Linked DNA regions of Mus musculus: regions 2 and 3 are each linked to region 1. A link is a loop called in an ENCODE intact Hi-C map of the cell type or tissue named here. Cell type or tissue: left cerebral cortex. All regions are shown on one strand. Each heading gives the region's core, and the rest is flanking DNA. Links, peaks and the distances in the headings are about the cores only. Region 1 holds the start of Gm30313 (a long non-coding RNA gene). Region 2 holds the start of Gm48393 (a long non-coding RNA gene). Region 3 overlaps B3gat1 (beta-1,3-glucuronyltransferase 1 (glucuronosyltransferase P)).

Region 1 (10,754 bases), core at 1,726-9,725:
GGTTCTCAGGCTCTTATAGATCCCGTCCTCTTCTTTTCCATAGAAAGCTGAGACAGGGCCCCCAGGTTGACAGCTGTTATAAGGGGTGGGACAGCATGGAGGAAGGGAAGTAGGAGGACCCACTTTGAGAAAGTTCAGGTTATGGGTTTTTTAAAGGATGGTCTGAGCTGGCTTGTTTCTTCTGTAATATTTTGTCAGGTTGTTCTGTTCAGCTGAGCAGGTGGGGCACCTGCCTGGGACACCTGGCCCTGAGGACTACCCTCACAGATCATCTAGAGAAACCCTTTATTTACTAATTTAAAACAAATTTGAGGATCAGAGAGGTTTGTTAACTTTGACAGAGTCACAGAGCAGGTTAATGCAGAACCAAGTCTATAGCAAGGTGTCTCAACACCTGGTCAAGTGATGCCCTGTGCTTCAAAACCCCTCCTTAATCCCAGCATGAGATGTCTTATCACTGAAAGGAGTGAACCATGAAATTATTAGAACAGTTCCACTAAAGCAGCAGACCTGGAGCCGTTAGAGGGTTTCCTGTGTAGTGCTCTCCAAGGTCAAGTTCAATGCACAAAACACTTATTAACCTCAAAAACCCTGGGAGAAGTCTAGCTCCAAGTCTAAACCATGAAAAAAAAAAAAAAGCTGCTCTCCCAGAAATAAAGTTGAGCTAAGTTAGTCAGAGAAGGGAAGAGAGGGAGGGCTCCTGTCCAGCTGGGAACCTGTTTCTGTCCACTGATTTGGTATCTGTTCTACATCTCCATGACTGATGGTTATTGGTTGGTTTGTCATCTGATCATTCACTCTACTTTTTGTTATTACTTCCTTACTGTCTCCCACTCAGGTAATCAGGCTGTGTTCCCATTTCATGGTAGCAGTAGGCTACATTTTCACAGAAGCTAATTATTTACGTGTTTAAATGAGATGACTTGAAGCCATTGTATGGGTGTCCTGGTTCCTCGTGTCTATTGGCTCTTCCAGATGAGAGTTCTATGGCCATCTTGTTTGTAGAATCCCAGAAAGAAAGAGATGCTGGGGAAAGAGAATGAGCCATGCCAAGAGGCCTCTTGTGTCCTAGAGGATTTTGCAGTAGAAAAGGAGGTCTGTGGTAAGGGTGGAGCTCTGTGGTGAGGATGAAGATCTATGGTAAGGATGGAGATTTGTGAGGGAGATGGAGGTCCGTGGTGAGGATGAAGGTCTGTGGTATTGATGGGGGTCTGTGAGGGAGAGGTCTGTGATGAAGAAGGAGGTCTGTGGTGAGGATGAAGGTCTGTGAGAGAGATGGAGGTCTGTTGGGGAGATGGAGGTCTGTGGTGAAGATGGAGGTCTTTGAAGAGAATGGAGGTCTGTGGTGGGGATGGAGGTCTGTGGTGAGGATGGAGGTCTGTGGTGGGGATGGAGGTCTGTGGTGAGGATGGAGGTCTGTGGTGGGGATGGAGGTCTGTGGTGGGGATGGAGGTCTGTGGTGGGGATGGAGGTCTGTGGTGAGGATCGAGGTCTGTGGTGGGGATGGAGGTCTGTGGTGGGATGGGGGTCTGTGGTGGGGATGGAGGTCTGTGGTGGGGATGGAGGTCTGTGGTGGGATGGGGGTCTGTGGTGGGGATGGGGGTCTGTGGTGGGGATGGGGGTCTGTGGTGGGGATGGAGGTCTGTGGTGGGATGGGGGTCTGTGGTGGGGATGGGGTTCTGTGGTGGGGATGGAGGTCTGTGGTGAGGATGAAGGTCTGTGGTGGGATGGGGGTCTGTGGTGGGGATGGGGGTCTGTGGTGAGGATGGGGGTCTGTGGTGAGATGGAGGTCTGTGGTGGGGATGGAGGTCTGTGGTGAGGATGGAGGTCTGTGATAGGGATGGAGGTCTATGTTGGGAATGGCAGTCTGTGGAGGGAATGAAAGTTGAATCAATGAGGTAGGCAGCCACAGCTGATCATGCTGGTGATGGAGAACTTGGCACAGCAGTTTCAGAGGCAGCATGCATAGTGGGAGGGTCTGAGTGACCAGACATACAGCAATCGTGTCAGGCTGGTCTGTGACTTGGACAAGGAAGGCCACCTTCCTCAGTTAGAACAGTATGTGTTCTAGTGTACCTATAGGTAAATTGGAAGACCTATTTTAAACCAGGGATTCTCAGAAAATCAGGCCAGGCTGATGCTATTTTTAGACTGTCTCTTGGGTTTCTGCAGAGTGGGAGGGGATTCTATGGATACAGCTGAGTTTCTGGCATCATTTGTCATGCATAGGCTGTGTGACATTCTCCAAAGCTCTCCACCTCTCGGAACCTGCATTATTATTTATCACAGAGATCTTGATGTTTCAGATGACTGTGAAGATCAAATGGACTCAGGTGCTGAGAGCTAATGAAGCCAGCTGGGAGCTAACCTTAATATCTGAACTGAATTTTTCAAAGGCTCAACTGAAAAGGTAATTCTTTGATTTCATCTATTAAAAACATCTGCACTTTCAGTATGCACCCTCTGAGATATTCTTTCTTTCACTGAAGTCAGGGATTCAGGGAGCTGAGGAGCAGAGCAGCCTCATGGGCCCAGTCTAAGCAGCCCTTCATATCCCTTTCATATGGGACGTGCTCAAACAGGGCTGCTGGCCAGAATGGAGCTGAAGCCCAGCATGGCTGGAAGGAAGCCCTCTCAGTCCTTTTTCATGATACTCACAGGAGACAGATGGAGCAAGGATGGAGCTGAAAGCAGCAGCTCAGCCTTCCTCTACACCTAAGGAGGTCACCTAACCCCGCCCAAATTGGGGATGCATGGTGCTGTTGATGAAGAGGAAAAAACGTAGGGAAAAGCCCGTTATGTACCAGTCTCAGGCACAGCCACTCACTCACTCACTCACTCACTCACTCACTCATACAGAAACTGCTGACCAAGATATACTGTGTATAGGGCTGGTTACAGGGAGGTGATGCTAAGATAAAACTGGCTACTTTTCTTTTTCTGGCAAAGCTGCTTTTATGTTGAAGAAGTGTGCTGTTCAGATATGGAACAGAGGATACCAACCCCCAATCTCATTGACATGGTGTTATAAAAATTTCATCTCCAAATTCCCAAACTGGTCTCTTTAACCAGATAGCTGAAGATAGCTAGGAGGACCTGGAATGGTTTTTTGCTGTGAGTGTAGGCTGTGCATTCACAGAGTGTTTCTGTGAGTATCAGTGTGGTGTCCCTTAGGATGCTACTGGCTTCCAGTGATTCAAGAGTCATTCTGCAAGGCCTGAGAGGGACACGAGGAAGTGAAAGTACTTCAGTCAAATTGTCGATTTCTGCTGAGCCTGGTAGCATTTGTTTTTAGCAATCTCATCTCCAGTAACCACAACTGAAGTCCATGCCAGCACAAGGGCTTTATGCCAGCTCCACCCTTGTCCTGAGAAATTCCCTTCACAACAGGGATGCAGATATTAATAGCAGCAAGCTGGTTAGATCTTAGCGCTGAAGAGGGATAAGGACATTTCTACCCCAGCCCTTGAGCCTCACAGCACAGAGTAATCCTACCTCCTCTGCCCAGGGCTTTTTTCTTTATACAGACTGCTATGTAGAGTTAACTGTGACTCTTGCTCAAGACGCCCATTCTGAAGTAAGAGAGATAAACAAGCCTTGATGGGGGAGGGGAAGAACTTGGTGGAATAGAAGCTTGTTTTCACTTTACAGAATTGGAAACATCAGCCCAGATGGAGGAATCTGAAAATCTTGTTTCCAGTGATGTTGCACACTGGGGAAGGTCAGACAACATTCTAGACATAAAGAGGCTGTGTGCCTCACATCCCACCAGCTAAGAAGGTACCCCCTTTTCATTAGTGCTTTTCATTCTATTTATAACTATAAAAAATTAGCTAGAAAAACATCATGCACCTAGTCACCTGCTGGAATAGCTTTGGACCGGCCAGCCAAGCCCCATTCATAGATGAATCTCTGAAGCACTAGACTGAGGCTGTGGCTCAGTGGGTTGGGAAACATGGAGAAGCATCTTTGTACTTCCAGGGATGACGGATACAGATCAGTGTGCCTTCCCCACAACTGCAGAGCCACCTCTGTCCTTCCTTGTAATGTTGCTTGTTCCCTGGTGCCCGACGAATGGTACAGATGCTGTCATAGATTTTTGTTGTTGGTGGCACTGATGCAGAGCAGTCATCAGGAGCATACTCTTGATTCCTGAAGGTTTGAGTCCTATCCTTGCTCTTTTCTGTGTAGTCTAAGCCCAGAGATCCATCTTGGAATGGGCACAGCTTACCCTCTCCTGTCCAGAAAGTTCATGAGCACCAGGAAAAACAGTAGAACTCCTCAAATGTACTATGTTTCTCATTTTCTGAGAAACCACCTGAGTATTTGTGATATATGCAGAGCCTAGGGCCTCCCAAGACCTTCTCCCTCACCTTCCACCCCCCCCCCCCACCACTCCATTTCTGCAGGTATTACCTGACACCTCACACACAGAGCTCTTCAGGCGAGTCATCTGCATTCATGGTGGGAAAGCAGTGTCCTTCAGCAATGACCGACATTCAGTGTCTTAAATACAAGCCCTGGAACCTGTGCTTATGTAGATTAAGAAAAAAATAGAGGCTCTGATGAAGGTTAATGTTTGGATGATGACCACAGACTATTTAAATGACCTCATCTAGTCATGTTAAGCCTTTAAACTGAGAGAAGTGATCCAAGCTCTGGTTAGAGGGTGCCATAGGACAGTAGAAGGGTCCCAGCTATGACACAAGAAGGGCCTGACCTGTGGATGGGCTGGTGTGAAGATGGAAGAATGAAGAATGTGAGTGGTCTTTAGAAACTTCAATGGCAAGTGGTAGGTTTGACCCTAGTGCCTTTGGAAATGGTATAGGACACAGTGAACCCCAAAACCTGTTTTGACTCCTGGCCTTCTGTACTGCTAGACAACAAATCTGCAGATTCCAGCTGCCACGTATGTGGACGTTTTTTATAATAGGGATAGGAGAAGACAGACCTAAAATATGTGACCCAGAATATTTTGTTTATAAGCTTATTTGTTTCAGGAGCCTTTATTTCCTAGTGTTGCTTTAGGTTCCCAAAACAATTGAGTAGACGATACAAGATTTCCCACGTGTACCCGTCCCCACTTGTAGCGCTCCTCCACCTTCCACATCCATCAGAGTGGCTCAGTTCTTTCAGCTGAAGAATCTGTTTTGAGTTCTCATTTTCACCCAGAACTGGAAGTTCACTTTAGGGCTCACCTTAGGGATGTGCATTTCATGGGGCTGGAAAATGCTTAAAGACTCATAGAGTACTCTCATATTCAATTTTGATAGCCGTGGTTTCTCCATGTGCTAGCATAATGGCTAGGTTAGACACTCTGAGAACAGCTTCGGGCCACTGAGGAATGGTGGCGTTCACCTGTTTATTCTATGAATAGGAAAAGCTTTCAAAGTCATAGACACTCATTGTCTTGCTGACCAAGAGCGCTCCAGAGCATCTGTTTCTGTCCTCAAGTGCCCAAATGGTCTTACGTGGTATAAACATGGCACAAGCTGTATTATAATGCATTCAATCATATGCTTCTGCATCTATTCATCAGGATTAATTCATTGCAGCTGGCTACTTGAATGGCCGGGCTTAGTGTGGGCGAAGGTGTGAACACACAAAGGCAGAGACATTGTCCCTGAAATTAAGTTCAGATTCCAGTAACAGACAGGGAAGCTAGCACAATGTGTTGCACCAATTTGGATCTAATTAAGCAAATATCTCTGTGGGGGAGTTGAGGAAGTTCAAAGAGGGGTGAATGGAGCTTCTAGATCAAGTGGGAGTTTGCAAGTAAAGAAATGTAGGGAGGCAAATTGAGACGGGTGCTGGTGAGCATCCTGCCACTCAGATACCCTCCTGAGACTAGTGAGCTCCTTCAGCCTAGACACCTGCCAGAGACTAATGCCGGTGACGAGCCTGTAACCTAATTGTCTAAATACTTTCTCAAAGTCATCCATCAACCTCCCAGGATGAAATGAGATTTTCACTTGTCTAACTTCTCTTTGGACTAGGGCATCATGGGTTCATGACTCAACCCCATCAACAGGATTGGCAGGGAAACATATGGAGAGTTTGGTGGAAGGCATTGCTTTTTGATAAGCCTGTTGTGGGGAAGGCATTGTCTTTCTTGAATTCTGATATATATATATATATATATATATATATATATATATATATATATATATATATATATATTGCTGGGAATTGAATTTAGGATCTCTGGAGGAACAGTCAGTGCTCTTAACCACAGAGCCATCTCTCCAGAAGACTTTAGGCAAACACCAGGAAAGATGGCTTCCATCTCCTAGGGCTGTGGCGTAGAGCATGGTACAGGAGCCTATGCTTCTGCCTGACTTTTCCATCTACCTGGCCTCGGGCCTGCATCCTGCACCTGATGACTCAGAGGCAATGACTGTACATGTAGTTTGTCACTTTCAGTGTGTGAGGTGGGAAGGTGAGACGATGAAAGGCAGACTTGTTGACTCCATGCCACACATTGGATTTATGTGTCAGCACTTAACTCATGGTGGTGCTACATGGCTAAAGGAAGGGTAGAACTGCAGTCCCCTCCAAATGCTCTTACCAAGGCCCTGTTCCACGGGCAGCCCCTGTGTCTGGTTGGTGAGACTGTATAAGAACCACCCCTGCCTCAGCTTCCTTGCTGCTACTTCCTCACCCCATGAGGAAAAGCCAGCAGCAAGAGTGGCCTCCAGCAGAACCAGTCTTCCCAAGTCTCAGGAGATGTGAGTTCATGCCTATAATGTGAGCAAGAAATGGCGAGTTATCTAGTTCAGCTAGGAAACAGTCTCACTGTTTCTGTCTCCCTCCTCCTCTCCCTTCATTCCTTTTATAGTTTTTCCTTGGACCCTGAAATAAATAAGAGTCAGAGAAGCAAATGACTAGAAATTAAGTCTTGATGAGGGCTAAGGACAGTTTGGGGGAATTCTGATGCTGGCATGTAGGGCAATCTCAAACCCACGTTAAACAGCCCAACAAAAAGCCAAACAGGGTCCTGCTATTTTTGTCCCAGTGGTGGTGACTCTCCATCAGCAGCCATAATTCCTACAGAATCACCTGACCATAGCCCTGGTGGTCAGGAAGAGGGACCTCGGAACTGTTTCTCTACCTCCCTAGAATCCTTACTATTCCTTGACTCTACCACCTTGATAAAGCTAAGTTCAAGGTTCTTAGACCTCATTTTAATTTTTCACCTTTGTGCTCTCAGGGAAAATCCCACTTGCAAGGGTTTCTGGGTGGGGTGAGGGAGGGGACTGCAGAGCTCAGTGTCATTGCTTGCTGTTATTTTCCATAGTAAAATAGGAAGCATAAGCAGAAAGGAGAGCAGAGGCCCTTTAACTGTTGTGCTTGGAAGACAATTGGAGTCTTCCTGCACCAGAGATTGTTTCAGTGAGCAGAATTCTTCTGTTCCGACATGGTACATAGACAGTGTGCCACTGAATCCCAAACAGGAGGGGCCTGAGAAGTACGAGTAGAAGAAAGAGCAATAGGGAATGCTCATGCCATGCTCTGCCATGCTGGTATGGGTGAAGTTGATCCTGCTAGCAGCACCAGCAGAGCATCTTCATCACTACCATGGTGCCAAATCTGGGGCCGGGGAGACACATATCCCACTCCAGGTATAGAGCTAGAGACCTAGAAAATGGCAAGATCTGACTCCAGAGAGACCCTTGAAGCATACATGATGCTGCCCCACTGCAGGGACAGCTGTGGGATCTCCTTAGTTCTGGGTCCTGGTTGCAGTCCCACTGGGAAGTTAACCCTCGATGATCCACTGGTACCTTTAACTGATCACTTTCTTCCAATGAAGAGTTTTAGGCAAGGAAGAAGCTGTCCCAATGACAAAAAGTAAAGACTGAAGATACACTTGGTCTGAAAATGGTGCTCCTAAATCTCTACTCCAGAGCTCAGACTGACAGGTTTTGAAGGCTTATAGGATCTAGGGTCATAATAGTTATGTGCTCTGGGCTTGCTTCCTGTCCTCTCTGAGCTGTAGTCCTGGCACAACATGGGGGTGCTATTCCAGGAAATAAAAATTCTGTCTTTAGCTTGGCTTTGTCCAAATTGTGGCTCAGCCTATTGTACTCTATTGGTGAGAGATCTCTTGTGTTGAATTGAGGATTTGGGTAAATGCAGTGTCTAATATGTACTGACTTGGACTGTGGCTATAGTGTCCAGGCAAGTAGTCAAGCATTGCTCTGGGTGTATCTTTGGGGTGTCTCTGAGTCTAAAGATTATGAAAACCAGTTTGCCCTTCCATGGAAGGTAGGTCTCCTGAAACCAGTTAAAGGCTATACTAGAACCAAATATAGATGGATCTTCCCAAGAAGGAAGATGTGCTGTCAGCAGATAAGCTGCAACTTCTGGCTACAGCTGCTACAGAGTTTGGACTTTTCCATACTCACAAACTCACAAATCGGTTCCCTAGTCTTCACAACGTCTCTCTCTCTCTCAATATGCACGTGTTGCTTGTTTCTCTGGAGAGTCTTGGCTTAAACAGAAGGTACAGATCCCTATTTAAGAGTTTGTGCCTGTCATTGTGGGCTGGCTCTGGGAACCCCAGCTCAGCAGATGAAAGGAAATTTAGGTGGAACTAATGCTGTCCAAAGTGAAGACTGGATGCTCTGAGAGTGCTTTGTACTCTCCCCAGCAATGGGCCACCGTTCTTGGGACTGTTTTGGTTCCATGTCTCCCATCAGCTTGAACCCCCACCTGGCCTACTGGGGTACTGCAAACCAGCCACCCCACCTAGACATCCTGCTGCATTTCTACCTGGACTCAATCACATCTGTGTTTCAATCAGGAGAGAAAATAAAAACTGTTTAATGGTGTGTGTGTGTGTGTGTGTGTGTGTGTGTGTGTGTGTGTGTGTGCTCATGCACATGTCACATCCATGAGTGTACTACTTAGTGTGCTAGGGTACACAAACAGAGAGACCAGAGTAGGATGTCAGGTATCTTCTCATGTTTTTGACATTGCTCTTTGCCTTACCATCCTGCCACAGGCTTGCTTAGATTGCCACATGGCTGGGCAGACCTGAAAGATCTTGGGATCTGCCTGTCTCTACCCTCTTATTCTAGGACTATAGTCACATGAAAGTTTTTATGCAGGTGCCAGGGATTAGAACTTATGTTTGTATATCTGCAGAAAAAGTACTCTTACCAACTGAGCCATTCTCCCAGCCCCTGTATATTTAATTTCTAATGTTCTATTCAAATGGCCTTTTTCATCCTGGGTCTACAGCAGCCTTGACAGAGTTTGCATCGAAATCACATCTGACTTTGATGGCTGTCTCATTTCATCTAGAGAGAATGAACATGAAGTAAATTCATTAACTCAGACTATGGCTAGTCCCTTCCATAGACCTTGTGGGGAGACACAGAGAGCTTGAGCCCAAACATGAGCCCCACTGGTTGCTTTATTAGGGATTATTCCCTTGTCTTGGCACTCAGTAAACAACCTTTTCTAATACTTGTACTAGTTTGGATTGACCTAACCAATAGCCTGTCTTGGGAACTGAACAATGAGCTCTGGAATCATGAGACTTTAAAGTGTGTCCCTGAACTGGGGAAACTCTTCTGTCTCTATTGTCTAGTCATGTTCCATTCTGGTCGGAGATTGCCTGCCATCCAGCCACTGCAAGGAGCAGCAGGGGTCTCTCACATGATCTGAGAATTAGAGGAAGCCTTAGCCAGCTGGAGTGTGCTGGAAAGTGATATTTACTCAAAAGGTAAAAGGCATTACACAAAAGAAGTGAAAATGGGTTTTCCCCAGGAAATATAATGGAAGAAGCTAACCTCACCCCAGTGTGTACATGAGTTCTTTAGTCTGCCTCCAGGGTTCAGACAATAAGAACTTGGTCCTGTGATTTCAGGAAGATGGGGTGGGGGGAGAAGGGAGGGAGGAAGTCTGACCATGAAGTAGCTTAGGAATGTGGTTTTGTGCATATGCTTTCTCAAAAATGGCTCAAAATAATGAGGAGAAAAAAGGAAAGAGAAAAACAGCACTCCAACCTCTTCAGAATGCATGTCCTTTCTATCTTGACTTACTTTGGGCTGAGGTTTAGAATAAAGAAGAATCTAATGTCTGAGTCTTGTGTCAAGGCCAACTCATGACTCAGAACCTGGGACTTGAATAGTCAGGTCTCCAGGTCAGAGAGCTCTACAACCCTGCATTTATCATGGGCTGGGGTAGGAGCCATGGGAGGTGGTCACAGTTTGTTGAAGGAAACAGGCTGCTGCCTTTGGGACAAAAAGTAGGCATTGCCCATTTGGTTTGGTGTGCTAAATTAAGAAGGCAAATTCTGCCTCACTTTTCCCAGCCTGCAAGACCCAGAAAGCTTGTAATCAATATCAAAGAAAGGGTGGTTGTGAGTTTACTAAAACCAATTATTTTGTTAGATTCTTAGGTAAGGTCTTGCCATGGAACCCAGGCTGTCATCATGGGGAGAAGCCTCTTGCCTAATTCCTTCATTCACTGGGATATACCTCCATGCACAGCTTTGTTGGGTTCTCTCTGTAACCATTTATATCCGCTTCCTGGATATTCTCTGATTGAATCAACACATTATTAGTTTTATACAGTATGTGGTCAAACAGCTCCTTTGTCCATGACTCCCACAGTTCTGATGTTGCTATTGGCAACAGCAGAAAAGAAAACTTGTATTCAATGAGTTGCCAATTGTGGAATTAGGGGAATTTGGGCACATGTGTGTGACAATACATGTATCAAGATTGGGTGTCCCACATGAG
Region 2 (10,754 bases), core at 1,490-9,489, 180 kb before region 1:
ATATGGATAGCTGTCTCGTTCACTTGCAACTGTATGCCAGATAGTCCAAGATCGAGATTCTGCTGGGCACTCCAGCTAAACTGGTCTCCGTAAAGAAGTACCACTCAAGCATGGGGGAATCCACTGTCAACAAAAAGCCCTGCTCAAGGTCCTGTGCCTTTAGAAATCTGGGGGGTCATCTCAGCTCCACCTTCTATAAGCTGTCCAGTGAGTGCACTAGGACTAGATCCGGCTAAGAAAGTGGTAGCTCATGAAAACCAAGTTCCTGTAGGTGGGTGGGGTGAGTTGGGAGTGGGTGGGCTCTTGACCTGAGCTGCTTAAGAGGAGTCTGACACTCCGGTTCCCTGGGGTGCGGGATCTGATACTTTTTCCTCTTACTTCACATCTCAGTTTCCTTTTCTGAACTTGTATGATCAAGTGCACAGAGGAAGGTAATGACCTGGCCCTGCCTCCTTCCGCTTTACTGCACTGAAGGTCTCTAAGATTCACTGTCACTTTCCACATCTCTTGGCTCCCAGCACCCACAGGAAAGATGAGCGTCACTTGGTTCCCCTGAAAAGAATTAATTTGTAAATGTCCAGGAAAGACAGAGAGATTGGGGTCCCTGCCGGTGAGTAGGGGTGCAGCTAGAGCTGACCCCTTCTCCTATAATCCTATGGGCCACTAAGAACCACCTGCTGAGGTGGCAAGGGACAGAAGAGCTAAGAGAAAGACCAGTTGTTAGAAGACTCAGAGAACCAGTTCTTGCCTTCATCCTAATGGAGCGGGGCAGGCAGCATCCGAGCTTTATTTCCTATCCTCTCAGGTGCAGGCCCTGCCAGCCGGCCCTATTTCCCGATGGATGTTCCTATTTTGTGCAACACACACACACACACACACACACACACACACACACACACACACCGCGCGCGCACGCGGGCGGACATGGCGTGGGTACTGATGGGGACGCATAAAGGGGCTCTGTGCACCGCGGAGGTGGGGGCTCAGGGCGCCGGACACTGACCTGCGGCAGCGAGTCCATATCGTCCCTGGCGCAGTCCATAGCGGGTGGCAGTCCTATACCCTGGCCCCAGCGACCCAAGGCTGCTGCCCTGCGATGCGCGCGCTTCTCTCTCGAGGCGTTCTCCGGTTCCGTGCCCTCGGGGGCCACTTCATAGCCGCGGGCCCACTCGTCCGCAGCCCCGGCCGGCCCGCTATCACGGCCCCGCTGCTTCTGGGCTCAGCCAGGCAGCGGCCAGAACCCTGGAGCGCGCAGGAGGGCGCGGGTGGCGAGGCGCGGGGCGGCGATCGGAGCCCCAAGAGGCGACGCGCGGGCCGGCCGGGCCGGGATGGCTGGGCGCGCGGCCGGAGCCCAGCCGAGCGGGCCAGCGCGTGGTGCCCTCGGCGCTGGCGGCGGCGGATGCGCGGTGCGGCCGCGGCTGTGACAGCGCCTCCCGCCCCGCCCCCACGCACCCCGCCCCCGCGAGCGCGAGCTGCCGGCGGGACCCGAGCCACTCGCGGTCCGTACCAACCTCGCGGGCTGAGGCGGGGGCCGACGCTGGACCCCCTCCTCTAGCTTGGTATCACCTCCCTGCTCTCTCCTCTGTGGCCCTCCCTCTGGGGCGTCTGGGACTTCGTTTGGATGCTGGAGTGGCCTCGGGCGGGGCCCAGGGCACCCCAGCTTTGGCTCGAGTGAGAGCGCGCCCGCCCTGCCGGCACCCCCAGCTCACCCGCCTCCATCCTTCAATCCTGGCTGCTCAGGCCCCTGGCTTGGCAGCTTCTCTCAAAGGGCGATTGTTTCCGGGCTGGGATGCTGAGGGTTTGGGGGTTGCGGTGGGGCACGGTTCTGCGGGACTAAGACACTGAGCTGGAATGAGTGCGGCTGTGAAAGAGGGTGCGGCCCCCAGCTTGGCTTCGGGCAATCCGAAGTGGATACAGGGTTGTTTGTATGGGTCGGAGGTAGGAGTCCCCAAGGAGCCTGCCAGTGGGGCAGCCCCACCTGTGGGCACTGCTTCTTTCTTTTAAGGATATGCCAAAATGTTGAGGGTCACTCTGCTTTCCCGCCCCCCAGCACTGGGCATCTAACAAGGAGGCAGGAGGCACAGTCTGGTGCAGAATGAAGAGATGGCCAATGTGGGTGGGCAGGCCATCCAGGAATTTCTAGGTATTGGGGGGCTGGGATGCTGGGATGCTAGGATACAGGGAGTTTCTCTCTCTCTCTCTCTCTCTCTCTCTCTCTCTCTCTCTCTCTCTGTCTCTGTCTCTCTCTGTCTCTGTCTCTCTCTCTCTCTCTCTCTCTCTCTCTCTCTCTCTCTCTCTCTCTCTCTCTCTCTCTCTCTCCCTCTCTCTCTGCCATGCAGTCATCCAGTGGGAGATTTCTAAATGCTATTGTCTACTTGCCAGAGCCTAAGATGCCATCCATGCACCTTCAGGTTTATATTGCTGATAGTCCTCACTGACACCTGTGGTCAGGGCCTTCAGCTGTGTCCTCTTCAAAACTCCAAAAGACCAGCTCCACCGCTAGGCATTGCTGGGTTGAAACGTACTTTATACTGTGGGCTGAGGCTGAGCCCACAGCTCTTCACCATCACCTCTGCCTATCAGGATGAAGCCTGGTTCTCCTCTTGGGTGAAGTTGAGTGGTGTAAAGGCTCTAGAATCAATTCTGTTCTTCAAGGCTTTGAGGTTAGGTAGTAGTCACAGTTTACAACATCCCATAGAAAATACAGAATTACTGTCTCTAGAGAGAGGCTTTCTCCAGACTCTTCTCCCCTTACTCCATACCAGGGAGCCCAGGGCATGCTGTCTTGCTGCATCTCCTTGAGGAAACCATACCACCCAAAATTACTAAGTGACAGGGCAGAGATGATCTTGGAGGCTGATTCTTACCAACAGGGAAGCTGATGCCCACAGACAGGAGCATCCATGTGTGGGGTCACACTCACTCATATCTCTGCCCAGGATGGTGCCAAATCCCCAGGTTGGGGATTCAGGACAATGCTGGAATAATGAATGGGTTAAAGGCACTACCTAAGTGACCTCTGGGCCTGTCTCTTTAGTAATAAGACAGGTTTTCGGTAAGCCGACAGGATCTTGTCTGGTCCCACAGGCTTCGGCCAGCAAATGTCCTCTGGTTGTTCTATGGGGTGGCTTCCCCTCTAACTTCTCTAGCCTGGCATTCAACCAGATGGAGCAGGAATGGTTGCAAGTTTTATCGCACCATTCTTGTGAGAACAACAGTGATAATAAAACCCCATTCTGGAAACATGTCTTGAAAGTTAGCCTGGGGCTGTTTATGGTATTTTTTTTGTATTTATAAAGCCAACTTTGAAACCATAATATGATATTAAAATTAGCATGAGAAGGCTCAGCGGAGAGACCACAGCCTGACATTTATTTGAAACTATTCTACAGGTATGGACCCAAAGATACATGTGTATCTATGTAGATGCAACATGTGCCCAAAATACAGATACATAAGTTACCACAATAAAACCAGTGCAAACAAATAGTGTGCATTTGTATACATCATGTGTATGTGTGAATGTATGCACATACCTGCCTGCTCCCACCTGGATACACCCACCAGTCTTTATCAGGGTGCCGAGCCATAGTTATCATTTTTCTGTGTTCTTTGTTAGTTGAAGGGCAGCAGTGTTTCCATTCCACATCTGGATTTCTTGCATCCCTACAACTTGGTCCTTGTTCCAAACATCTGGAGAAGCTCCTAGATCTAGGAGCTTTGAATGTTGCATCTCTCTTTATTTTCCCCTCCTCTGAAGAGTAAATAGCCCCTCTTCTCAGAGGCTCCCAAAGACTAGCACCAGAATGTTTAGTATGCAAGCCTTCTGGGACAAGCTGTTATATGTTTATTGTGTAGTTAAGAAGGACAGGAGCCCTGCCCCATCCTCTGATTTTGGCACAGTTTCCAAAATCTGAATCTCAGAAGGATCTCATAAAAGCATCACCTGCAGTGTAAAAGCTAAAAAAACATCTGGGACTAGATCACCTGTGCCCAAATTTAATACGACTAGCAATTAGTCTTGCTGGCTCATTGTTCCCCTAGCTGGCCCTTTGCTTGGCTCTCTTTCATCAGTAGCTTTGTTATGCTCCAGGGCTGCCATTGGTGGTTTCTTTTCAGGCCATCTTTTTCTTCTCAGCTAACTATGCAAGGAACTAGAACAGGTAAGCCATGTTCTCACCCAGGTCTGTGCCCTACCCTCTCAGCTGTCTGATGGCTGGGGCCCCTGTTTTTAGGCAGTCACCTGCTATCCCTGCTCTTACATTGGGACTCATCATTAGTGATTTCGCTGCCATGAATGGACAGGCCCAGTTAGGAACCCCTCATTCCCCAGTGCATGAGCTCAGCTGTCATGGTTCAGGCAGGGGCATATAAATGTGTGCATGACAACCAGGTGCACCCTCACCAAGGAATACAGTGGAGAGAGGAAAGTTTTCCTCTCTTTGAACAATTGGTTAGGGTCCCTGGGGATGGGTCATACTTGCAAAGTCTAGCAGAAAATTTCATAGGATATACATCCTTAGAAGTTTTGTGCTGACTGTGTGGATGCACTATTTGGAGTGGTTGAGTTCATGGCTGTCATAATGAGCACATTTTTCCACTCCTCCCTTTTATTAAGAGGCCATTGGTTCTGGTTTTGAAATTCAGTTTCTCCAGAGCAAATTGGAGGTGGATATTTGATCACAAAGACTCTCAGATTCCCTTCTTTATGTCCCATCCCTGCCTCCTCTAAATTCCATTGTTATAGTGCAGGTGCACAGATATAGGGTACTTTTGAAATATACTGACTGCCCTTTGCATTTGGGGGCTGACAGAGATGAGAGGCAATGGAGAAGGGCCCTGTGTCTCTGAAGAAGCTCTTTCAGAGGCAATCTGAGGACTCTTGTATGTGTTCTTGCACAAGGGAGAAGAATCCAGGTTGCCCATGACCTTTCTACCCACTACTCTCGAGTCTCCTTGGGACTCCTTCCAACCTAGACATGAGCTACTGTTCTTGCACAGCCTCTGCGGAGTCTCAGGTATGATCTGCTTCTCCCCTGTTCCCAGCTATACTTACCTGGGTTCCTGGGGGGGGGGGGTGAGGTATTAGGATGCACATGCTTTCATTTGTTCCTCTAATTTCTATTGAGTTTCTGTCAAATCTCAGTCCATGGAGTTAGGACAGAGATTGACAGCCACCAGAACAGTCAATGTTGATAAGGCCTTTTCATAAAGCAGGCAAGGGTCTAAGTCTCCATGTGCATTAACTGATTTCATGACATAAGATGTTATTTATCAGGAACCATTTGTGACAAGGCTCCATTATGATTTCCATTGTATAGGCCTGCAATCTAAGGCATAGTGTTTAGGTAATTTAATCAAGGTCACATGCTCAGCAGTGACAAAGTTGTCTTTGAATCAGGTGGTTGAGCTTAAAGACTCAGCTCTTCACCATCAAAGTACCTCAGGAGTTTGGGTGCTATTGGGTGCCAAAGACAAGAAGCCAGGGCATATATGAATGTAGAATGAGCTGTAGAAGGGAAATAATGGAGTCAGGGTTCAGGGAGGATGCTGAGACCAAGGAAAGGCTTTTTTTTTTTTTTAAAGTTCCATTTGATCTGAAACTTGCAGAAGGGCCAGCATAGTGTAACACTAATGCTCGGGGCTGGTCAAGGGACTAGAACAGTAAAACTTGTATTGGAAGAAAGAACCAATCAAGTCAAGGAAGGTTGTAAGGCAGTGATCAAGAATTGAGAGAGAGAACCAGAGACTCTCTATCACACACACACAAAGAGACACACATAAGGGGGTGACAGGAGAGAGAGAGAGAGAGAGAGAGAGAGAGAGAGAGAGAGAGAGAGAGAGAGATGAAGTGAGAAGGACATTCATTTTCTTTTTGGAGTTTGAGCATGACTGATATCCTACACTGGTGTCTTCCAGGGAAAAGCTGTTCAATAAATATGATGGATGTAGTTGTTTAATTTCCTGCCTAAATGCTTCTCCATAGCTGGGTGATGAGCAAACATCTTAGACCTCTGGGTGTTGGCAGAGCTTCTGCAGGAACAGCTCTGTACAACTTCCTTATGCGACTTGGAAAATATAGAAAAGGAGTTAGAAGACATCTCTCATGGGTGCTCTAACTCCAGCATCCATCTGCCCACCCACTCGCCCACCCACCCATCCATCCACCCATCATCCATCCATATATCCAAACATCTATCTTTCCTTCCTGACTTCAAGGACTTCTCTAGCTATGAAATTTTTAGGTGTTAGAAACACAGAAATTAAAGATTAGCATCTACTTCCAGGTCAATTGTTCTTTTAAGCCTGGCGTTTTTCCATCTCACTTTTCCCATCTGCCTTTCCTCTTGTGCCCTGCCATTGAATTCTTCTGCATGAAGGAAGAGGCAGGCAGAGGGCAGGTTGTTAGACAGATGGAGATCGGGGCTGCTGCAGAAGGCAGAAATGGGAGAGGAACAGAGGCAAACAGTGGGAAGCTGTCCAAATTCTTCTTGCTCTCATGTAGAGGTTTGGTATATAGTGAGTTTTGGGTATCTGGGGAAGGAGGAAGGGATGCCTATAACATACACAGGTAAATTTCAGACATCTAGGAATTAATTTTATTCTCTCTCTCTCTCTCTCTCTCTCTCTATATATATATATATATATATATATATATATTTGTTCTTAAGGGTTTGAGGATCAATTATGTGCACTGGAAACAAGTCGCTGTCCTACCTCTCTAGCTTTGTTGGGCCTGTGATTTCTCCTTATTTTTCTGGGAACCAAGAGGGTGCAGAATCTGTGGAGAGAATGATCAAATATTTGTGCATAGATGCCCTTTGCACTGTCTCCATGTGGCCTGAAGGCGGGGACTCACTTCTGCTACTCTCTGACAGCCACAGGTGCTAGGGACTCAAAAAAAAAAAAAAAAAAAAAACACCAAAGAATGTTCTCTTGTTGACTTTGTGAGACAAACCCAAGTCCGTGATGAGTTTCAGGGAAAAAGAAAAAACATGGACTTACACATCCATGGGAAGAGTATTGGATGTGGGACACATCTTGTTCTTCTGTGGACATCTGGGAGTCAAGATGCAGCAAGGCCACTTGGAAATCTCTGGAAACTATTTTCAACAAAGCATGTAGAGTCTCTCTTTGCTGAGACCCTAAAGCTTGCAGTCCCGGGTGGGTTGTCCACACCATTTACCCCCAAACCTCTGGTCTTCACCCATCTTGAGAACTGGAAAAACTGCACTTTATCCTCTGGTTTCTTCCTGCTTGATAAAATCTCTGAACTCCCTGTAGGGAGCTGGTGATCTGTCCTTACATAACCCAGTGAGGGATAAAGGGTCGACAGACTTAGGGAGAGCTTTAATCAGGACCCTTGGGTCTGAGCCCATATCTGACAGTATTAATTTTACCGTTCTGTTTCCTGAGAGATGGATGGTCATTTTGGGCTTTCTGGTCTCTAATCCCCCATTCAGAAAAGCAAACACCCTAAATCCCCAATAATGTAGGTCTCACAGTCTTACACACATATCCGTGTTTCAGCACCAAGGCCAGCACCACTCACAGGCAACAAAAATTCATGTTCTCACATCTGGACTGAAGCAGTGTCCATACTCTGGGGGCCCAAGTTGTGCTTGGCAGGGGGATATCACACTGTGGAAGTCAGACTGACATTACATGAAGCCTCTTCTAGGCATGGTCATTGTGCACCTTTGAAAAACAATAGGCTCCTCTTTATAAGTAGAAACAGTATTCATGGGATGCCAGGATAAAGCTAAATAACCTATCAAGGAGAGCAAATCAATTTTACTATGCATGCCAATTCCGTAAATTGGTTGTGAATGTATGAAATGCCGTGAAATGTTCTGAAGTTACACGTGGGCTAAACAGGATCGAGCACTGTGACTGCTTAGTGATGTTTGCTTTGATTGGGTAGTAGGATATTAGGTTAATTGTGTGTGCATGAGAGAAAGAGAGAGAGAGAGAGAGAGAGAGAGAGAGAGAGAGAGAGAGAGAGAGAGAGAGAGAGAGAGAGGGAGGGAGGGAGGAAGGGGCATGTAACTATTTCTAGTAATTAGGTGATATTATCTAAATATCTAGGATCTATTTAATTTTGAGGATTGCATGTCCTTCACATTCAACAGTGTTTCTTTCTTTTCCTACTCATTTAATTAACACTTGCTGAGTGCTTACTAGGTTCTTGTTACCAGATTTTTACGTTCTGTTTACCCTCAGCCCTAGCTTAGAGTCTACAAATAAAGGGACACAAAACTGTAAAATAAAAACCGCGTTTGGAAGGCTTTGTGACATTTTCTTGGGGTAGAGAAGTTATGATGACATTCTGGGCAAGCGATGGCATTCAGATCAAGTTATGATCATTTCCATAATGGGAAGCTTGTGGAAATCCTGAAGAAGGATTTCTAAGAATGAAGTGTGCTATCTAGAGCAGGACCTTCACTGAGTGGCACACGCATTCTGATAAAACAGTGCATGGTGTTTGCTTATCATTGCAGCCTGTGTGATTACAGAAAGCATTTAATGTCTACCTTTGCTTGGGACAACAGAGCACAGTGGGCGCTATAGAGAAAGGCACAGCAAGTCCTAGCTAGAAATCACCATTGGGTCTGCAAATGCTATTTTAGGGGAGGTAAGGGGGGGTCTGGGATGTCTACATTCTGGACTGAGGCTGAAGTACAATAATGGGGTACCCTGATTTGTGAGCATGTGGGAAGACCAAAGTTCAAGAAACTCACTGAGTTATTTCCAGGTGTCTCCAAACAACTCACTCCTATGAGGCTGTAGTTGCAGCAGCTACAACAAATCTTTCTAATGCCCCTTCTTTTTACTCTCTGGTATACTACTATCATCCTTGTAGCTCTCCATGTTATGTATTTGTGAAAAACAAGAGAAAATACATATATTATAATTTGGATACACCCAAAGGCCAAGGAGAAAAAGAAACTGCCAAACCATATACAATGGCCATGACCTTCAGTAGGCACCGATCCCAGCAGACTTGGAAAGCCAGGAAACCCAGGGTCAGAAGCCTTGAGTGGCTGAGCTGAAAACCTACCATTCATCACAGTGGTAAGCAGCAAATTTCCCTGCCTCTTTTGAGGATCCCACAATTAAACAGGCAGAGAAATGTATTTCATGAAATATGCATATTGTTTGCTTCCTACAACAGCATTTTAATCTCTCTTAGCTCATAGCCCAGAAGAGCAATGGGAGGAACGATCTTTCACTGCACATTAAAATCAGTTGTCAGCCAGCACTGTCTTCTGGGGTGAATGCCTGTCATTGTCATTGTCATCATCAGCACCATGCCACTATTATCATCCCCATTATTTCTTTTTGCAGTCAGTGTATAATAAGTTCACAAGAGTTCCACAGGAACCGCAGACTGTGTCTTGCTCTTTTACGAAGTAAAATGGTTGGCATATGCCTAATGAATGTCTGATGTTGTGAATATTTCTAAGTGGATGAATGAATGAGGTTTAACGTAAATCAAGTTGTTTGCTCTTCAGTGTGACCCTATAAGATGTGTTTCCAAGTGTTACCTCATCTTCATTGAATCTAAGGAAACAGACATTGTCTTGAAATAGAACTTGTCTTGTGGTCTGACCTCATGGAGATGTATTATGCTCCGGTCAAGTTTTCCTTCCCCATGAGTGTCTGATCACCGGACTCCCTTCTTTAATCTCCCTCATTGCTCTGGCCTTCTACCATTCCCACACCCATTTAGCTCTGTGCCCTAGCAGATGAGCTCACTCCCGTGGATAATGACTCCTTGTCAGCACCAGAGCCCAAGGAACAAATTTTTCATTATTGGACAGAGATGACATGCAAGAACAATTGGACTAAATTGATTGTATTTTCCAAATCATCGCCCAGCTTCTAATTCTATCTGTGAGATGAGCTAATTTGAATGAGAATTAGCTTCTAAATTGAGAACCCAGGCTCTTGACCAAGAGGGGGGAAAGGGTCCTTCAGCAAGGAAGGAGGTTGCCAGGATTCTCAGTAAGTCCATAGACTTTCCAGAATTACACAATCAGGAAAAGCCTGGTCACAGCCTCTGTTTGCTCTCTCGTTCCATCTTCCATTTCATCCACACTTGATAACACTATCTCAAAACCAGCGCAGAACAGCAGTGCCATGAATTCTGGCTCTACTGCCACTCCAAATGAAACTACAGCAATGGATAGCAGAAGTTGGAAAGAAGCCTCCTGCCTCAGAATTATAAGGGGATGACTTGTTGCTTCCAAACCCCTGTGTACTCTCTGTCCTTCATCTCTGAAAAAATCTGGGCTATTTCCATTTCTACCCAATTGAGGAGGCTCCATGGCCTTCCACACATACAAGTTCATCTCTAGTCTGCTCCCTACAGAAGAATGCTCTTCTTAGTCAAACCAAAACCTGCCTTCCTTGGGCTTTGGGGAGTTGTCATCTTGGGCAGAGCCCCCAAAGTTAAAATACTGAAGAATCTTTTGAATAGCATCTGATTAAAGTAAAGATTCTGATTTAGGATCCCCAAGACACTGCCTTTTAAAGTGACAGGGATGCCTCTGGCCCACAGAGGTCCTAATAACAAGATCTCTCAAGCATAGGTGGGCTGTGTGACGGTGGGATGGTGCTTACCTTTAGATAGGATAGTGGTCACCTTTCGATGAAATGATGCTCACTTTAGTTGGATGGTACTTACTGTTAGACGGGATGATATTCACCTTTGGACATGATGGTGCTCACCTTTAGGAGATATGGTATGG
Region 3 (9,772 bases), core at 1-8,000, 200 kb before region 1:
TCAAACACCCATATTTTGTTCTGTGGAGCCATCACACGTCTTTGGATATGAATAGGCAGAATATCAGTCAATAACTCACCGCCTGGGGCTTGAGGATGGGCAGAGGCAAGCAGGCCACAGAAACTGGAGCACTGCTGGAGAACTGAGCACCAGTTAAGAGCCTCCATGCAGCAGAGGTGTGATGGATGACTGGTTATGCTGAGGGGACAGTGGTTAGGTGGGAGAAGGTGTATAGTGTCCAGTTACAGGTCAGTAGCTAGACAGCATAGGGCCATTCAGTCCTTGCCTCCATGATGTGGGAGGAAGTCTCTATCTGCAAAGAACTCTACATTCTAATATGAGGGAGAGGTTCAGCTTCTCCTACCTCTTTTGCTCTTCTTTCTGCTATCTCTTCTTCCTTGTATGGACTTCTTCTGAAAGACATGCCAACTTTAGGGAGGGAATGTCACCGTCCACAAGGGAATCAAATTCATTAGCTATTGCTGTCTAACAAATTCCTAATTACTAAGGAAGTTAAATTAGCATGTATCTGCTATCTTCAGTGTCTGAGTCAGGACTCTAGGCTTGGGTCTCCTATCTCACCAAGGATTGGCTGGGCTGTATTTCTATCTGTGAGTTTGACTGTGGAAGAATCTACTCCCATGATTACTCATGTTGGCAAAGCTCATCGGCTCACAGGTGTGTACCTCTGATAGCCTGTCTGGGCCATAGTTCCTTGTCATATGGCCCCTCCCCCTTCTGTCTGACCTTCTATTGTACCAAGTCAGCAAGGAAAGAGTCCAGAGCTAATTGAAGTCCTACATGATGCACTGTAGTGGTGGCAGTAACAGATCAATATTTTCTGGCACCTCCGTGACAATGAGAAGATACTGAGATATGAACACATGGAGTTACAGATCACATGGGCCATCTTAGTGGTCCCCTGCCTACCACAAGCCACCAGGTCATTCTCTCCTCCTTTGAGCTCCTCAGCTCTTGCCCAACCATCACAGATCCCAATGACCAGCCAAGCCGTGTGTTCTACCATTGTCTACTGCCTCTCTGCCCACTTTTGCTTTCTTCTGCCTGGAAAGAGGGATCCATGGAGGATGGTGCAATGGTGCTTGAGCTTGGGCCCTGGGCATCTTGTGAACCTCTCTTCTCTTTTGAGATCTTTATCTTCTCATGGTAATAAGATGGTGCTTCTCCAGGTAGGTTATTAGGTAGTTAAAAGTTTGCATAAACAATCTGGCATGTATTAATAAACAGATACTTCTGTAACCTTTATCTGCCCAGCCTGTGAAGGGCCTGGCATGGTATTCCTAGCTTGCTTCCCTTTGATTCCTTCTAGTGGAACCCCAGGTGCTCCCCTAGGGCTCCTGTAAGAGAAGAGATGGAGGACGAGAGGTGCTGAGATAGTCAGAGACAAGTTTCTTTCAAGGACTAACCTTGGCTTTACCACATGACATGAAGCCATGGAAAAAGTCAGTGTCAAGGCTGGCCCAGGGAAAGAGGCTTACAAATGCTGTGGGAGCCAGCTCCACAGGGCATCTTCTACTCCATGACCCTTCAGCTATAAATCTGCCTCCCTCTGTGGCCTCCACCCTCCTGCATCTCTTTATCAGGCTTTCTGTCATCAAACTCTGGGGGGCACCCATGTTCAGTAGCTATCACTGGAGGTGGAAGTCTGGTTTCAAATCAGCCATGATATTCCTACCTACTGCCCTCATGATGCTGAAAGGGGTAGAAAGCATTCATCTGATGAAAGTGTCTCAGTTCCCTGCCCTTCATCTTCCTAGGTGTGATACTTCCAATTTAAATCAGGAAAGATTGGTATTAAATTTTCCATTCTGAAAACACAATAAAGCTGATGGCAAACCACAGAGCACTTCCTGAATGATTTCAGAATGCAAGTGAAATTTTGACACACATATGTACTTATACATGTGTGCACAGGTCTAGTGTGCCACCTGATGATAAAGCATGAGTTTACAGCTCAGTTTTGGTGATTGCTTCTAAGGGCTCTTGGAGAATCTTGTGCTTGGGTCCCTGTTGGAATGAAGGTATCTCATGTGCCCTTAGCTTCCAACACTCAGGCCTGGAATTATTATAAAAGGGCTGACGTCAACATGCCAGTTTGCTCTCTCTGCAGTGCTGGAGTAGGAGGCAGCCCTCTAAAGATCTCACGAGGGTGGCTTCCAAGTTCTCTTATGCTGTTTATCTTATCTAATCATTAAACCCTTACAACCTCAAAGTGTTTCTTTTTTAATATATGAAGAAGCTGAGGCATGGGGGATAGGGGTTGTATTTCCTCAAATGTCCCAGCTAACAGGTAGTGTGACTCTACCACTTCTCTTTTGGCTAAGGTCTGCTGTGAGCTTCCTGTTGGGATAGTCTTCTGCCTGAGAGTGGCAAGTCCTCCCTCTCAGCCCTGCGACAGCTCTTCTCTTCTGGGTATGGCAGCTGCACACTCAAATGGCAAGAAACTGAGATACCCTTACTCTGTGACCTTTTGCTAAAATAAAATAAAATAAAATAAAATAAATCAAATCCCAAGTAGGACCAGTTTGTAGGTGTGATGAAGTGATGGTAAGCCACTGGAGTCAAAGGCTCAGCCACAGGTAGAAAGTGGAAGAGATCTGGGGATCACTAGTGACCCAGGAGCAGTGGCTGCTCAATGTCTGTACAGGTGCTGAGTGTGGGAATGAGTGAAGAGCACAGACAGGTGCTTTTCTTTCTTCCTCTTCCCTGAGTGGATCACCAGCCTTGGCCCAGGCTTCATGATCAACCTTTAGGAGCCAGCAAATACAAATGCTGCCCTTCTCTCCTTCATTATGAACCCTGGGAGCTAGTGAGTCTGACTTCCTGCAATCAGGAACATTCTCATATCTTCTCCTTACCCACCTCACCTTATTCCCTGGAGACAGTCACAGGGCCAGCAGTGTATTTCACTCAATGCCACAAAGAGACCACACAGGGTTTTGTCCTACCTTTAGATTCTACACAGTATACCAAGTTCTCTTTATTTATTTCCCCAGTCTGGTTTTGGAGACTCTCTATACCCAGCCTACTGCTCTGCTTAGTACCCCGTGAGAAGCCTGTGGGCTGCTCAGGACATCTGTGGGTATGGCTCCACAGTTACTGAACACCCACTGGGCCAACACTACCAATGGATGCTTACTGTGCGAAGGAGGGACTCAGCCTATTTTGCTACCAGGCAGGCAGCAGGGACTACTAGAACCACAGCTGCTTCAAGACAGCAGCAGCAGCAGAAGCCATGTGGGCAGCTGGCCAGGAGGCCACATCTCTCTCTGTGCCAGGCTGCCATGCACCAACAGTTGGCAGAGAATAGTCCTAAACTGAAAGGCACTGCAATGCCCCTAGAGTCTTTGGCTTCAAGGCTGGGAGAGATACCGCATTTGCCCTCTGGTAACCTCAAGACAGAGGACAGCCCATGGTTAGGCTGCCTGAATGAAGTAAGGAGTGAGGGTGCCCATATACAGGGCAGAGCCTGGAATGGACACCTACTCAATCCTTACTAGACCTGGGTACTGGGACCAGACAGGCTACGGACCACAGACTGGATCTAATCCTGGAGCCAAGGGTCTGCACCTTGAGTATGTTGATATAGCATGCAGAGCCTTTCAGGTTGTTGTAGGGCTTTTTATCCTAGGAGGATGGGTCAGCTGACACCAGCTTGCTCCCCCACCACTGACTTTCTCACTGATGCTGTTCAAGGCTATTCTTGGCTTCATATTCCCTTGGTGCTGAGGTCCGTGCTATGTCTAGAGAAAGGTACTGGCAAAGCAAGATGCTCCTGAGCCTGTGCCTTCCCTAGCCTCACCAAGCCCAACCATCTATGATTGTACAGTCATCAAGTGTGGGGTTTTGTCAATGGCCATGCACTTGCTGGATCTGATGTTTGTCCTCCAGGTCAAACCTGTGCATTCCCATCTGGGACTCAGGCCTCAACACATAGGAGGAACAGCACCAATATCTGTGCAGCTCAGGCTCCATAACTGCATCCCTCCCAGGGCTATTTGTAGTCAGTTGAGGGAATCCATTGGAAGCATCTGGTTCACAATTAGCACTGAAATTACTTAGATCATGAAGAATATAATAGTAGTGGCAGCAAGCACTATCACCTTGTTCTAAAAACAAAATTCCAGGCGTGGGAGGGGGCATGAGAGGACAACAAACAGCATTATCAAAATATATTCCATGTGTTCGTGAAAATCGTAATGAAACATGTTATTACATAAAATTAATATGTGCTAATAAAGACTTTAAAAATTCCATTGGAAGTCACCACGTGGAAGATGAAGAGAAGGGGAATGCTTCAGTTGTTTCCTAGGGGTTGGTACCAGCTGCTTGCTGGGCAGTTTTTCTAGCATATTCTTTTCTTTCTTACAGCTAGGCAGTGCAGAGACTTCAGATCCTGGGTTTGTAGGTGCTTGGCACGCTGTAGCATTATAAACGGGGGTGACACAGGGAAGGTAGGCTTCCCACGCGTGGGAGGGTTGTGTTGCCTGGAACCTGGCACTCTTGCTGGGTTCACCCTGCTTTTGTTCACAGAATGCTCCTTGACAATGACCCGAAGCCCTGCTCTGTGCACTCTCCCTATGGTACTGCCTTTTCAGGCTGAGCAGCAGAGGCTTGGGACTAAAGGCTAGAGGAGACGAGAGTCGGACACTGAGGCTGCCCTGCTGCTCTGACGCCTGCTAAAGACTATTTCTTCCTTCCCTCCTTCCTGCATGGGCTAGCCCCACAACTCCATGGATCCTCCAAGATGCCCACTTAAAGAAGAACTATGGATTTCTGTAGGTTCTATGCCTAAAGCTGTTAGTGTACTGAAGTATGTCAATGGGGATATATGACTATATGGCCTCCTGAAGGCAGTGATTTCCCTGTCCTTTAATCTCAGGTTGTAAGTTCTTGGAAACTTCATTCTTGCTACCTACCAACTCTAAGCTCCCCCTTCTAGTATGCTTACTCTGTCCCCAAGGTTCATGCTGTGGCATCAGCTACTCCTCCTGACAGGGTAAGAAACAGTTAATATGATGTGCTGATGGTAGTTGGTTGAGCATACTTGTAAATGTGTTATTAGCCAGAGTGGCCAGCTTGTGTGTGCCACTCCTCGTAAACACAGCAAGTATGTATGTGATCGATGGAGGGTGCCTTAAATCTAAGTCCTACATGTAGAGATTATGCTGACACTATCTGTGTGTGCTCTGGACTATATATTACATAGCAAGCTGCAGGGTGGCTATGTATCACTGATCATCTCTCTGCAAAGAAGCCTAAATAGTGTAAAGCAGATTTACCTGCTATGCACCCAGAAGGCTCTCTAGGGTCTCATGGACTCTAGGCCCAGACAAGGATGCTAAAAGGGAAGATAGATTTCACCTTCAGGGCTCCAGGGAGTGGTAATGCCACAGGACATTGGCATCCCTCTGTGGCCAGGATGTTCATGAGGAAGACTTCTTTTTGTCCTAATACTTGCTAAGCTGTTCAGCTCCCAGAACTGGGAAGGCCATGTTCATCTGGGGGAATGGGCACCTGAGGATCCTTAGCAAACACGAGATGGCTGGAGGGAACACACAGAAGCCCAAACAGACATCAGATAAAATGGGGGCTCTCCTGCCTACTTTGTGTTCCCATGGCATTTGAAATAAAACTTCACACTGAGTACTAATATGTCTGCTGTGTCTTCCCAGGATCAGGAAGGGCAACTGGGCCAAGCACTATTGATCTAGCACTTTGTTCTCCATGGTTTGGCAAAAAAGAACCAGTCCACTGACTGGGTGTTGAAATGGAATGTTGTGTGTGCACATGTTACAACCTTACTTACAAAGAGGGAGGGGAGATTCTGACATGTGCCACCATGTGGATGAATCTTGAGGACAAACGAGTCACAAAAGGGCAAACAATGTAAGATATACTCAGATGATGTGTACCTAGAGAAAGGTGGAAGCACAAAGTCAGGCTGGGGTGGTGATGCTCAACAGATGTAGAGCTTCCAATTTGTAAGGTGGACATGAGTTCTATAAAACAGTGACTATATTTGACCACTGAACTGTATGCTTAAAATGGGAAAGACGGTAAGTTTTATGTCACATATTTTTGACACAATAAATTAAAAAGCCTTGTCGTACAGATGGTCCATTTAGACCTAGCTAATAAGGACTGCCTCATGGGCCCAGGGCTCTCAAGGAGCAGGTCGTCCAGCAAGCTTTCCCTGAAGCTGGGTTAAGCTTGGTGTCCTATGTGGTCATAGTACCTTTCTGGTTTGTCTCTTGGGAATGTCACCGTGAAGAAATCAGTTCAGGGCACAACGATGGGTGTACCCCTTAGCATAGTGGGTATTCATAGGCGGCAGCCTGCAGCCTGGCAGCGGAGGAGGCTAGAGCAGCGGCTGCTTGCTCTGAGACACAGAGGGAGATTTATAAGGGGGAGAAGAAGTTAATATCGACAAGTGATGAGTTAGGAGAGCAATACGTCAGCTTAAGTTCAGAAACTCTGACGGAGAAAGAAAATCACATGCCTGGTGGCTGTTCATCACCCTAAGCAGGCTGCAGAGCCAGGGTCCCTGGCCTGTGGCTAAGCAGAGCGCATGCCAGCTGCTAAGTCCCTCCACCTCTGAAAACAGTGTTCTTTACTGCGAGGTCTTCAGGCAAAGGGTGGCGGGGAGAGAGCAAGAGAGCTGAGGGGGCAGGTAAGAAGGGTATAAGGAGGGGTGCTGAGGGGAAGAACTGTCTACTAGGATGGCCACAGAAGTGTATCTGAGACCCAGCATCTTCTTGATATATGGATGACGCCATCCACCATGCTTCCCTGGGGACCAGCTAGGAACAGCTCCTGGAAGCAGCTTTGCTCTGACTGGGTGCCAGGGCAGTGATGACTGGGGTTGGTGAGGATGATCCCCAATCTCTGAGGCACAAGCATAGGACTCCCCAATCAGAAGGCTGCAGATCCAGGCGATGATCCTGGCGAAGCCCCAGAACCAGGTCCTAAGCCACTGAGGATCCCAACCCCTCACCAACCTCTGTAGGTCTGTCTGTTCACCAAAGACAGGCCGTCAGGGTGTTAGGGAAGTTAGAGTACTGTGGGAAGAGACACTTCGATTTGAGAGGCCTCACACAAGGATGGAGCCACTGTAGCATCCATCCCTTCATAGCAGTGTAGGAAGCAGTCTGGAATCACAGAGCCCAAGTCTGGAGAAGCCTGGTGGCCCGGGTAGCCTTGGCATCCACACACCCGCTCCTTACATGCTTCCGGTCTGCTTTCTGCACCCACTACACCCCACCTTTGGGACACCAGTTCCTGAATGCACTGCAGATGGGCTATGTGGTATGACTTTGCTGAGTCAGCCAGTGTTCTTTGGTTCATGGCTTCCAGACTTCAGATGAGGAAACAGGCACTTCACAGGCTTTGTCATCCAACTGAGTTACTTAACACAGTTGGGACGTAAACTTAGGGTCATGCTTGCTTTCACTCCCTCGGTTGCTGGGTAGGTGATGGCTGGTTCCTGTTTGGCAGGAGCCTTCCTGGCTTCTGGCCTCCATAGTGTTCAGGGACACAGTCTCCTGGGTTTGTTACCCTTAAGACTAGGGATGGAATAAGTCTAGGAAGAGCTCCCTCAAATCCCTTTATCCCACTCAGCTAGATGACACTGTGGCTGACTTTGTGGCTGGACTTAGGTGCTGCTTTTGTGTGTGTGTGTGTGTGAGAGAGAGAGAGGGGGGGGAGAGAGAGAAATTGAGAAAGAGAAAGAGAGAATGAATTTCCATTTTCCCCACCTTCAGACAGCAAGCAGCCCTTTTTATCTGGCAGCAGTCTTTTAAAGTAAGGACACACTCCCATTTGTATTTTATCTCCAAGGCTGTATTCTATCTCAGGTCAGGAAACAGAGGCCCTGGAGGGGTTAGCATTGCAGGCAAGGGCAAACGCTGATGGCAGACAGCATGGCTCAGAGTGGGCTGCTCAGCAAGTACTTCTGTGAATTGCTAAATAAATGAAGAATACAAATTGCTTTCTATTTTCAAATAAAAAACAAAAAAGGCACCCGCTACTGTGTGCTCTGAGTGATTAGCATGATGAACTACAATGACTCATCCCCTCTTCACCATCTTAATATTACTCCCATTTTAGAGATGAGGAATCAGAGGCATAGTGGGGCAAGCAGTACCCTAAGGACATACAACCAATATGAGGCAAAGGCAGAATATGAGTCTAGCCTCTGTGGCTCCTGTGACCACAGTATGCCAAACCCTCTGTGCATAGGTGTGCTTACAACAACTGTTTAAGAGCTTTCTGGGCTGCAGGCAGCATTCTGAATGTATTGTTCAAGTTGGAGCCACCTGGCCACAGGTGGCTCTTGAGTCCTTTAACTATGGCTGGGGTGGTAAGGGGCTGCTTACTGGGCAAAGGGAAGCAGTCTAGCTCACACTCAACATTGGTTATCACAAGATCTGATCCACAGTCAAATAGCTAGTGGCAATCCTAAGCCTAGAGAGTTGAATCTGACCCCAGTGGCCAGATCCTTCCGATGGCCTAGAAACAAGGAAGGCAAGCAGGATAGAGATGACAGAGCCTCACCCTTACAATCCAGGCCACACTGTGAAAATGGGGAGCTGGTCTCTGGTACTAAGTTACTGCTGACCACCAAGACATTTGTTCTGGCCTTTATTGCTTTCTGTCTCCTTTTCTTCACATGAGCACACGACTGGACTACACAGTTTATACATGCAGGGAGAACAATCTTGCCCATAGCCCTGCACATGGAGTAGAAGACCTCTGATCCCTTGGGCATGATAAGTCCTCCAACCCATCCAGCTCTCGAGCTAGACTTTGATTCACCACCTTAGGGATATTGGTGATGGCAAAGCTGTAATCCCTGCCAGGAATTTGGCGCAGAGCCTGACTCCTGTACTGCTGTCAGCTGGCATGTGCGCAGGGAGCACAGACTCATTTTAATATTGGCCGGAGCTAAACCTCATTAGAAAAGTAAATTTGCTGTAGCTGCAGGGGAAAAATGCAAGCAATCCACACAACCTTCCCAAAGCTAAATAGAAAGCACAGGGTTTAGACTGTTTAATGCAATATGTCCACATCACCAGGTGCGGGGCCTGGGACACAGTAGGTACTTAGAGTCTCTGCAAGTGGACTGAATTCTGGGAGACTTCTGACCATAGTCACCTTTCAACATAGGTAGTAAAGTGGTCATAGATTTAATGATTATAAATCTCAAAAAATTTAGGTAACCATTTGCTGATATTATGGAATGATTAAAATAAAAAATCACTAGATATGAAAATATAATTATTGCTGTTTTTCAATGGAGCGATGTTTTGGGTAACTTGGTTCTGGATCAGGAAAGGTAGGGTCCAATTCAAAGTTGGAGGTTAGATTAACATAGGTTAAGAGGAGGAAGACCCAGATACTGGGAGAATAGGGGAGGGAAGGAGAATGTATAAAAGATATAAATGAAATTAACATTCATAGCCCTTATCCTTAACAGTCTAAAAGGATGTTACTTCCCCAATTTATAGACTGTAAGAAAAGCATGTGTTAAGAGGACTCATTTTCGTCAAAATCCATTTAGCTGGGGACAGATGTACTGACATGAAGGACCCCAGCAAGCCCTTATAGAGGTCTTTCACCTCTGGATCATGACTATGTCTCCTAGCTGGTCCTTGGGGGATTTCTAAAGATCTGCTCATCTGGAGCCCTGACAAGAAGGATGATACACACGACAGAGGCTTCTCTCCTTCTTCCCTAGGTGTCAGGCTTG

The links. Peaks named below come from ENCODE experiments on the same cell type or tissue, not always from the same donor. Only the 100,000 strongest peaks of a DNase experiment are listed, where the experiment ranks them.
Region 2: a loop joins it to region 1, with 2.4 times the contacts of the local background. A loop is called at or near these places in 2 of 42 quality-filtered maps.
Region 3: a loop joins it to region 1, with 2.4 times the contacts of the local background. A loop is called at or near these places in 2 of 42 quality-filtered maps.

What each region holds. Positions count from the first base shown.
Region 1 is chr9:26,541,160-26,551,913 of GRCm38, reverse strand. It overlaps Gm30313 (a long non-coding RNA gene), which reads left to right and starts at 2,236. Exons shown (of 3, transcript XR_379203.1): 1 at 2,236-2,410; 2 at 3,652-3,780. In left cerebral cortex, for the core only: no CTCF peak of the experiment used is centred there; DNase peaks (open chromatin) are centred at 2,600, 3,119, 3,294, 6,400 and 2 more places; H3K27ac peaks cover 2,093 bases.
Region 2 is chr9:26,724,427-26,735,180 of GRCm38, reverse strand. Gm48393 (a long non-coding RNA gene) reads left to right here and starts at 2,298. Exons shown (of 4, transcript XR_003948112.1): 1 at 2,298-4,163; 2 at 4,904-5,018. It overlaps B3gat1 (beta-1,3-glucuronyltransferase 1 (glucuronosyltransferase P)), which reads right to left and starts at 1,373. Exons shown (of 7, transcript NM_001310766.1): 1 at 1,004-1,373. In left cerebral cortex, for the core only: no CTCF peak of the experiment used is centred there; DNase peaks (open chromatin) are centred at 1,609, 6,049 and 6,433; H3K4me3 peaks cover 663 bases; H3K27ac peaks cover 633 bases.
Region 3 is chr9:26,736,451-26,746,222 of GRCm38, reverse strand. The region is part of intron 1 of B3gat1 (beta-1,3-glucuronyltransferase 1 (glucuronosyltransferase P)); the gene reads right to left. Among named protein-coding and RNA genes, the nearest start is that of B3gat1, 7.5 kb to the right of the region's middle. In left cerebral cortex, for the core only: no CTCF peak of the experiment used is centred there; DNase peaks (open chromatin) are centred at 2,358, 3,173, 3,832, 4,530 and 1 more place; H3K27ac peaks cover 1,624 bases.